Regions from separate parts of the Homo sapiens genome. Here region 2 is linked to region 1. A link is an interaction called in ENCODE POLR2A ChIA-PET data of the cell type or tissue named here. Cell type or tissue: MCF 10A. All regions are shown on one strand. Links, peaks and the distances in the headings refer to the core of each region. The heading gives the core; the rest is flanking DNA.

Evidence for each region. Peaks named below come from ENCODE experiments on the same cell type or tissue, not always from the same donor. Only the 100,000 strongest peaks of a DNase experiment are listed, where the experiment ranks them.
Region 2: POLR2A ChIA-PET joins it to region 1 with 5 read pairs; 4 of 35 experiments call an interaction of 5 or more read pairs at or near these places.

What each region holds. Positions count from the first base shown.
Region 1 is chr10:96,273,847-96,278,237 of GRCh38, reverse strand. No RefSeq gene overlaps it. Among named protein-coding and RNA genes, the nearest start is that of BLNK, 4.5 kb to the right of the region's middle. In MCF 10A, for the core only: no CTCF peak of the experiment used is centred there; DNase peaks (open chromatin) are centred at 1,197 and 1,997.
Region 2 is chr10:96,222,549-96,226,939 of GRCh38, reverse strand. BLNK (B cell linker) reads left to right here. Exons shown (of 17, transcript NM_013314.4): 6 at 2,951-3,114. Among named protein-coding and RNA genes, the nearest start is that of BLNK, 47 kb to the left of the region's middle. RefSeq lists an enhancer at 1,091-1,591. In MCF 10A, for the core only: no CTCF peak of the experiment used is centred there; no DNase peak of the experiment used is centred there.

The DNA of each region.
Region 1 (4,391 bases), core at 117-4,116:
ATATATATTGAATTGGAGACAATGGAATATTTAAGAACATAAAATATTTGCTCAAGTCTGCTCTGCTTTTGTTTGGGGACCCTTTGAATCCAGATGGACTGCCTAAGTAGAAAGACTGGGAGACTAGTCAAGCTTCATCAGATAAAAGGTAACAGAAAATGACAATCAACAGCCACAGCATTTGCTACTGAGGACATAGGGCAGACAGAGTGTATTAGTCCATTTTTACACTGCTGAAAAGACATACCTGAGACTGGGAAGAAAAGGAGGTTTAATTTAACTTATAATTCCACATGGCTGGGGAGGTCTCATAATAATGGCAGAGGGTGAAAGGCACTTCTTACATGGCAGCAGCAAGAGAGAATGAGGAAGAAGCCAAAGTGGAAACCCCTGATAAACCCATCAAATCTAGTGAGACTTATTCCCTACCGCAAGAATAGCACGGGAAAGACTAGCTCCCATGATTCAGTTACTTTCCCCTGGGTCTCACCCACAACACATGGGAATTCTGAGAGATATAATTCAAGTTGAGATTTTGGTGGAGACACAAACAAACCATATCATAGACCCTCACCTCTTGGAGGCCATGAGTGTTATCTCAGCTTTCCACATCTCTGATACACCCATTCCTTGGACCGAAAACTGCCTCTCCACCCTTGCCTGCTCTTTGGCTCCATAATGGCCCTGACTGATGGAAATTACCTGGACTCCTGATTTCCTAAGGCCTTGTGTATCTGCTTCTTCACTTCTGGGTGGTGGTTCTGACTAGCGGCTGGGCCATGTGACTGATGAGGAGAAAAGAGTGTTTGATGACCCGTCTGGCTAAAGGGATGGTCACCTGCTGGGAATTAGTGAGGAATAAGATGGACCATCAAGGAGACTCAGTCACAGTGAGGCATGAATGACATTGGTACTTGGTTCTAGAAGAAAGGAAATTCCTCTGAGGTCCTTAAGAAAGGTCAGTAGCTGGAGGCATGGGGATGAGATTGGGGGTGGATCTCACTACTGAGAAGTAGCAAGAGGCTGATCAGTGAACCAAGTGGGGGCCTGGGCTATAGTGACAGCAGGGTAAATGTGGAAATATTTCCAAGGAGAATCTTGGCAGATTGGCTCTGAGGACAGAAGGCAAGGGAGGAGGTAAAGATGACACATAGGCCAGGAGTTGTCCATCCCAATATTAGGCTATTGTAATGTTCTTGCCAATAGAGGCTGGGCTGGATGCAATGAGTAAACGATGTTTTCATCTGAGTCATTCTCCTGATAAAACAGATGCCCACTCCATGCCAATCTGATGTATAGAATGTTGAGTTTACTGAACAGATAAAATAGGGAACCAATTTGTCTCACAGAAATAAAGCCTTGAGCCTAAAAGGGCCTTTGCCCATTTGCTCAAGTCTCAGATGTCTTTTCTTCTTCCTTCTTTCTTCCTTGTCTCCACAAAAAAGAACAGAAAAACCACTGCCAGCATCTGCCACGCTTCCTTGTCTGTCTTTGCCTTTCCCTAGTCTCTTCCGCTGTTTTCCTCCACTGGTTTACCCAGGCTCCTTAGCTTCCTCCCAGCCTTTTTCCCTCTGGCTCTTCACTGGCACTGGCTGAGAAAACCAGGCACGGGCCTGTCCATCCGCAAGCTCCTGCCACTTTGGCCCGCATGCGTGGGAAAGCTACTGGGTCTGTGATTGCTGCAGGATGCATCCCTGTCCCAACCCTGAGAAAGGGGGCCAGCACAAGAAAGGAAAGGAGGGTGAATGGTTTGGGGGCTAAAGGCCCTAGCTCTGATGTCAAGAAGATGGGTGGCCTTGAGTAAGTTTTGTCACCCTTCTGAGGATCAGACTTCACATCATAAAATGGGAATGACCATAGTACCCTTTGCCCCCATGGAGTTGTTGTGAAGCTGAGCCTCTTGGAAACAGGTTATAGTTCTGCATAGAACCAGACTGCATAGCACCAACATCACACCTTGCCAACTTCCTGTGGCAGTTTGCCTAAACTGGCCCTGGCAAGGGAAAAGCCATCAGTGTGTGGGTAGCAGAGAAGAGAGTGAACTGTGCCTGACTTTCCAGTCCCAGTGAGGACTTGGACTCCCTCCAAGGCACTGTAAACTGCCACAGCCACTGAGCACTTCTTTGGGAAGCAGTCTAGTAAAGAGAATTCAAGACTTCTCTTCTAAAAGCTCTGAGAATGTTTCCACTGGCACTAACCGGTTTCTGTGCACATTGGCAATGTCCAGATTCCAAGTCAGATGGAGCCCCAGCCCCTTTGAATCCCTTGCTCTAGAGGTAAGAAGTTGAGGTGAGGGAGACTAAAAGACTTGCCCAAGGTCATGGTTAAGTTGGTGCCTGATGCCAGAGCAGGCCTGTCTGCTGAATCACAGAAAATCTCTCTTGCAGTGGCAGAGTCTATGATTAGTAGCTTAGACTATGGAAACAGACTGGGGTTTGAGTCCCAGCTTTTCCATTGATGAGTGGTGTAACTTTAGACCGGTTTACTTAGCCTCTCTCAGAATCAATTTTTTCACATGTAAAATGAATGTCATCATAGTAAAGGAAACACAGAAAGCATTCAGTAAACATGGTGTTGTAGTTGTCATCCACAGATGCAAGGCAAAGAGCCCAAGAGAAACCAGGGCTGGTGGGGTCTCAACCCCAAGAAGCAGTACAATCCGTCTTCTTGTTCTCAAGTCTCATCATCTCACAGAGATGGTGGATCACCACCATCTGACTTAGGTTTAGGCATGCTATCTTGACTTTGCCCCATAATTCTAGACCAGATATTTTTTCTTTCTTTTTTTTTTTTTTTTTTTTTTGTTGTTATTACAACACAAGTTCAAAGATAGATCAGATCTTTTAAAATTTGTGTTAAATATATAATACCTACAATATGTATAAGATATAAAGAATAACAATAAAATGAACACTTATACCCACCATTCAACTTAAGAAATATACTACAATTGCTTGGAAGCCCTGCATGTCCCTTCGCTCCAATCCTGCTCCCTGGTGACTTATTCATTTTTCATTCCCTTGCTTGGTTTTACCATAGATGTACTTATCCTAAATAACATATTACTTAGTTTTACATGTCTTTAACCTTAATATAAAAGGGATCATACACTTCTTTAGCTTGCCTTTATTGCTCAAATTATTTTTGTTATTTATCCATACTGATGCAACTGGGGTTCACTCATTTTCACTGTTGAATAGTACTCCATTATGAAAATATGTCACAATTAATTTAGTTGTTCTCCAGTTGATGGACAACTGGGTTATTTCCAGGGCCATTTTTTTCCCCTATTAGAAATGGTGGCTGGGCTTGGTGGCTAGGTCGGACGTGGTGGCTCATGCCTATAATCCCAGCACTTTGGGAGGCTGAGGTGGGTGGATCACCTGAGGTCAGGAGTTCGAGACCAGCCTGACCAATATGGTGAAACCCCGTTTCTACTAAAAATACAAAACTTAGCCAGACATGGTGGCATGCAACTCTATTCCCAGCTACAGGGGGGCTGAGACAGGAGAATTGCTTGAACCTGGGAGGCGGAGGTTGCAGTGAGCCAAGATCGCACCATTGCACTCCAGCCTGAGCAACAGAGTGCGACTCCATCTTAAAAAAAAAAAAGAAGAAGAAGAAAAGAAAAGAAATGGTGCTTCAGTGAAAATTCTAGCACATGCTTTGATATACAGAGTTAGGAGTGCTCCGCAATATCTGTGATCCATGCTGGGTCATAGGTATGCATGCCATCAAATTTATTGGAAAATACCAAACTGTTTCCAAACCATTGCACCTTATACTTTTAGCAACAGTGTATAGGCACTCCAAATTTTCTTTAAGGTTGGGATTGTCAATTTCTCATCTGTGAATCTAGTGATTCATTAATTTCCATGTCCACTGTGCTATGTAGACCGACCTTAAAGGCTTATCATGGTATATCGTTCTGTGTGCGCTGTGGAACCACGTTGTGTGGTTTCATTCCTTTTATAAGTTACCAACTAAGGCTTGGTATCATCAGTTTCCATCTTTGCATTAACCTTTTTGGTAATCCAGTTATGGGGCCTGTCATTTGTATTTTGACTTTCATTTATGGTGCATTTGTCACATAAAAGTTTAAATTTATATGTATCTAGATTTACCACTGTTTTTCCTTTTTGTGTTTTGCTTAAAAAGGTTTTCCCCGGCCAGGTGTGGTGGCTCACATCTGTAATCCCAGCACTTTGGGAGGCCGAGGCGGGCGGATCACGAGGTCAGGAGATCGAGACCATCCTGGCTAACACGGTGAAACCTTGTCTCTACTAAAAAATACAAAAAATTAGCCAGGCATGGTGGCGGGTGCCTGTAGTCCCAGCTACTCAGGAAGCTGAGGCAGGAGAATGGTGTGAACTCAGGAGGCGGAGCTTGCA
Region 2 (4,391 bases), core at 261-4,260, 51 kb after region 1:
CCAGGGGATACAGGTGCTCAGGAGCCCCAAGCCTGGAATAAGCCTCATGGGTTAAATGGACACAGCTTGGGTCTGTTTTTTTTTTTGTTTTGTTTTGTTTTTTTGCGACAGAGTCTCACTCTGTCACCCAGGCTGGAGTGCAGTGGCATGAACTCGCTTCACTGCAACCTCTGCCTCCTGGGTCCAGCCTCCTGCCTCAGCCTCCCGAGTAGCTGGGTCCACAGGCACCCACCACCACGCCTGGCTAACTTTTGTATTTTTAGTAGAGACAGGATTTCCTCATGTTGGCCAGGCTGGTCTCAAACTCCTGACCTCAAGTGATACAACCGCCTCGGCCTCCCAAAGTGCTGGGATTACAGGCATAAGCCACTGCGCCTGGCCCCAAGTATGCATTTTAATGCCCATCTTTGTTCCAGTCTTGGCAGGTGACTAAGTTCCCCAAAGGTTCAGAGAGCAAGTATGTCTGTGATGGTCATGGCGATGCCAGCATTTGTATGGACCGGCTCTACATGTAATATCTCACTGCCATTAACCCCCTCCTTACAGTGTACCAGGCACTGCTCCTTGCTTCACTGAATGAAAGTAAAGTGAAGGCCAGCTGGGCTTACTGGGTTGCCACAGTTGATCTTTTGAGCACCTGCCATGCACCAGAACTATGCTAAGCACTGAGCATTCAGCTGCACTCAAGATGCACATACTCCCAGAGATCTTCTAATTTACAGTTTAGTGCTTTCCCCTGGGGGTCTACTTAACCTCCTCGATAATCCTGAAAGAGGTCAGAGGAGTGAACTGACTGGGCCAAGATCCTCTAAGTGATGGAGCTGGGATACAAGCCAGGGCTCTCAGCTTCCGAAGCCCAGCTCATCACAACTCGGCTCTGTGCACCACCCACCATACTTGGTGAATGATCTTTTTCAATCATCACAGCAACCCTGGGGAGGAAAGGGCTACTGCAATTCAGGGTGGTTAAGTGGCTCACTCAAGAACACACTCTTGGCCAAGCGCGGTGGCTCACACCTGTAATCCCAGCACTTTGGGAGGCCACAGTGGATGGATCACCTGACGTCAGGAGTTCAAGACCAGCCTGGCCAACATGGCAGAACCCCGTCTCTATTAAAAATACAAAAAAATTAGCCGGGCATGGTGGTGCATGCCAGTAATCCCAGCTACTAGGGAGGCTGAGGCAGTAGAATCACTTGAACCCGGGAGGCGGAGGTTGCAGTGAGCCAAGATCGCACCACTGCACTCCAGCCTGGGCAACAAGAGTGAAACTCTGTCTCAAAAAAAAAAAAAAAAATCACACTCTTCAAAGCCTGTCTCCTGTGTTTTGCTACTTCTGATGGGCTTAAATATTACATTAAATATTTGTTTACTCAGAAATCTGAGTAAACTCCAGGAGCTGCAAATAAAACTGACAAGAGTTATAGGCACAGAAGGAAGGATGCCCTCATGCCTGAGTACAGCCACACCACCAGAAAGAGGCTTCTGAGGAGGCAGCGGAGGTGAAGTTAACCACATACCTTCAACAAGGAGTGAGGGCTGAGGGCAGGGGCAGGCACCAGGAGCATAGAGGCGAGGGCCTAACAGGCAAGGACAGCTGCACCGGGCGAGGTGGGGCTGTCACAGGAAGCAGCAGCAAGAGGCCAGTGATGCAATCCAGAGGCCAGTGCTAGCACCTGTGCTGTTCCCAGTATGAAGAACATGCCAGGTTATTCCTATGCCAAGATTTTCCTAAAACACATCAGTCTGAATCTATGCTCAGCTCACTGAATCACTGGGTAGACTTGAGGCCGCCTAACGCCTCTCTCACATGGCACAGGTGATATAAGTTCTACTTATTAGGCAGACACACTGTACCTACTGCCTTCACTGCAATCTTCCTAATCCCCTCAAGATCTCTAAGGTCGATATTACGATCCTCATTTTAAAAATGAAGAATGTTGGCCAGGCGTGGTGGCTCATGCCTGTAATCCTAACACTTCAGGAGGCTGAGGTGGGTGAATCACTTGGGGTCAGGAGTTCAAAACCAGCCTGGCCAACATGGTAAAACCCCATCTCTACTAAAAATACAAAAATTAGCCAGGCATGGTGGTGGGTGCCTGTAATCCCAGCTACTTCAGAGGCTGAGGCAGGAGAATCACTTGAACCTGGGAGGCGGAGGTTGCAGTAACCAGAGATCATGCCACTGCACTCCAGCCTGGGCAACAGAGCAAGACTTTGTCTCAAAAAAATAAAAAATTAAAAAATTAAAAATAACAATGAAGAATGTGAGTCCCAGAGAGGTTGAATAACCAGCCCCAAAGAGCACAGCTAGTGAGTGGCAGAGCAAGGGACAGAACTCAGATCCAGTTGGCCTTAGAGCCTGACTCCTTTTCTGATACCTGATGAGAAGGACAGTCCTGGACCAAAGGGATCCCACAGATTCCCTGTGAATGGAGCGAAATCACTGAGGGAAGGAGCATGGAAGTTGATCCACGTGAGTAATCACCACCTGGATACACTTTAGCATAACCTGGGGAACTTTTCCAACCTGTAATGCCAGGCTCCTCCCGAGGAGTTCAAACGTTGCCAGGCTGGGGTGGAGCCTAGGCCTTGGCATTTTTAAAAGCCAGGAGCACCTCACCCCCACCCTGTGCCCTCCAGTGCTGCTTCCATCCCCTCTGTGTGGCCAAGTGTTGGGTTGTTGGTTCTCCTGAACCTCTGGGTGTCCATCACTGCCCCGGAAGGATGTTTTTAATGAGGACGTTCTTCCAGTTTTTGTCGTTTAAGTCAATAAGCAGTTGAAATTTTGGGCCTAACATTTCACTTTACTCTTTCAAGGAATGCCCCGTGGATCATTTGTGGCTACATAGACACCCGTGGTTTTATACTTTCTGGATCTCAATGGCTTCCACCCAGGAAATGATCCAGAGCCTCTTTTATGTTATGTTTTTTGTTTGTTCCTTTCAAGACAATCGATCAAGCCAGAGGCATTCCCCACCCTTCAGCAAGACACTTCCCAGTAAGCCCAGCTGGCCTTCAGAGAAAGCAAGGCTCACCTCCACCCTGCCGGCCCTGACTGCTTTGCAGAAACCTCAAGTCCCACCCAAACCCAAAGGCCTCCTTGAGGATGAGGTAAAGTAAATCTGTGCCAAAGGCTTCCCAGGACACAGAGGGGGGTGGGGCAAGCGACCAGGACAGCCTGCCCGCTGGCTGTCCTCCTTCTTTACAACCTGCTATTGACTGCCCCCTCTAACTCTCCACTATTATACCAAAGGGACTTGGTTTTCTCCAAAATGGCTTATTGTAAATATGTCAGTTTACTAGAGGTGTATGGTAAAATATCAATACTGAGTCTGTGCCCCTCATATTATCCCCTCCTTCTTCCCTGGGGTTTCCTGTGAATCTCTTCTTTCCTTCCTAAGATGTTCTTCCTCTCTCTTTATTCTCCTTTGCTTCTCTGTCCTGTTGTTACTGACAGCAAATCCATATGGGTCTGCAGCAACCTCAATTCTTGCCTCCTGGGCGTAAGGCAGAAGGAGAGACCAAGGCAAGTTTCAGAGCAGGAATGAAAAGAAGTCAAGTACACTTAGAAGAGGGCCAAGCGGACGACTTGAGAGATCCAGTGCGCTGTTTGACCTTTGAGTTGGGGTTTTATACACTAGCACACTTCCGGGGTCTTTTGTCCCTTCTCCCCTGATTCTTCCTTTGTGTGGGCTGTCCGCTTGTGCAGTGCCCTGCTAGCATTTGGGAGGTGAGCATGCGCAGTGTGCTTACCGGAGTTGTACGCACGATCCCTTGAAGCATTCTTGCCTTACCAGCTGAATGTTTCTAGAAGGTCAAGTACCAGTTAAACGCTGCCATTTTGCCTCTTAATGCGCATGCTTGAGCCCACTTGCCCAACTCCTGAGATCTTATCGGAAACTGCTCATCACCAGTTTCAGGTTTTTTCTATCTATTGGGAGACTGCTTTTCCCTGGCGCTGGCTGTAACCAATTATTATTTTAGAGAGACAATTAACAGCCACCTGACAATCACCTGATGGTCTCCTGACATTCCTGGGGCAGGGGAGCCCTCTCCTGCCCTGCTCATGCCTGACTAGCTATTATACCCACTGTAACACTGTCGCCACCTTGCTTTCTTTCCTCCACCTTCTTTTCTCTCTGCTCCTCCACTTCCCTCTTCTCAGATGCAGAGGGTGACATGGGCCAGGATGTACAATGGAGATAGCTAGTCTGTAAGGTACCCCGCACAACCTGTGGAGGAGCTAATCCCTCACTTCCCTTTGACAGCTCTTGCTTCTCACTTCCTCCCTCCCCACAGCTGCCCTGCCCCAGCAGGTGTCCAGAGACCCACCTTTTCAGATGGCCCAGCATCCAACTCTGGGTTTACCTCCTCAATCTTCCCTGTCT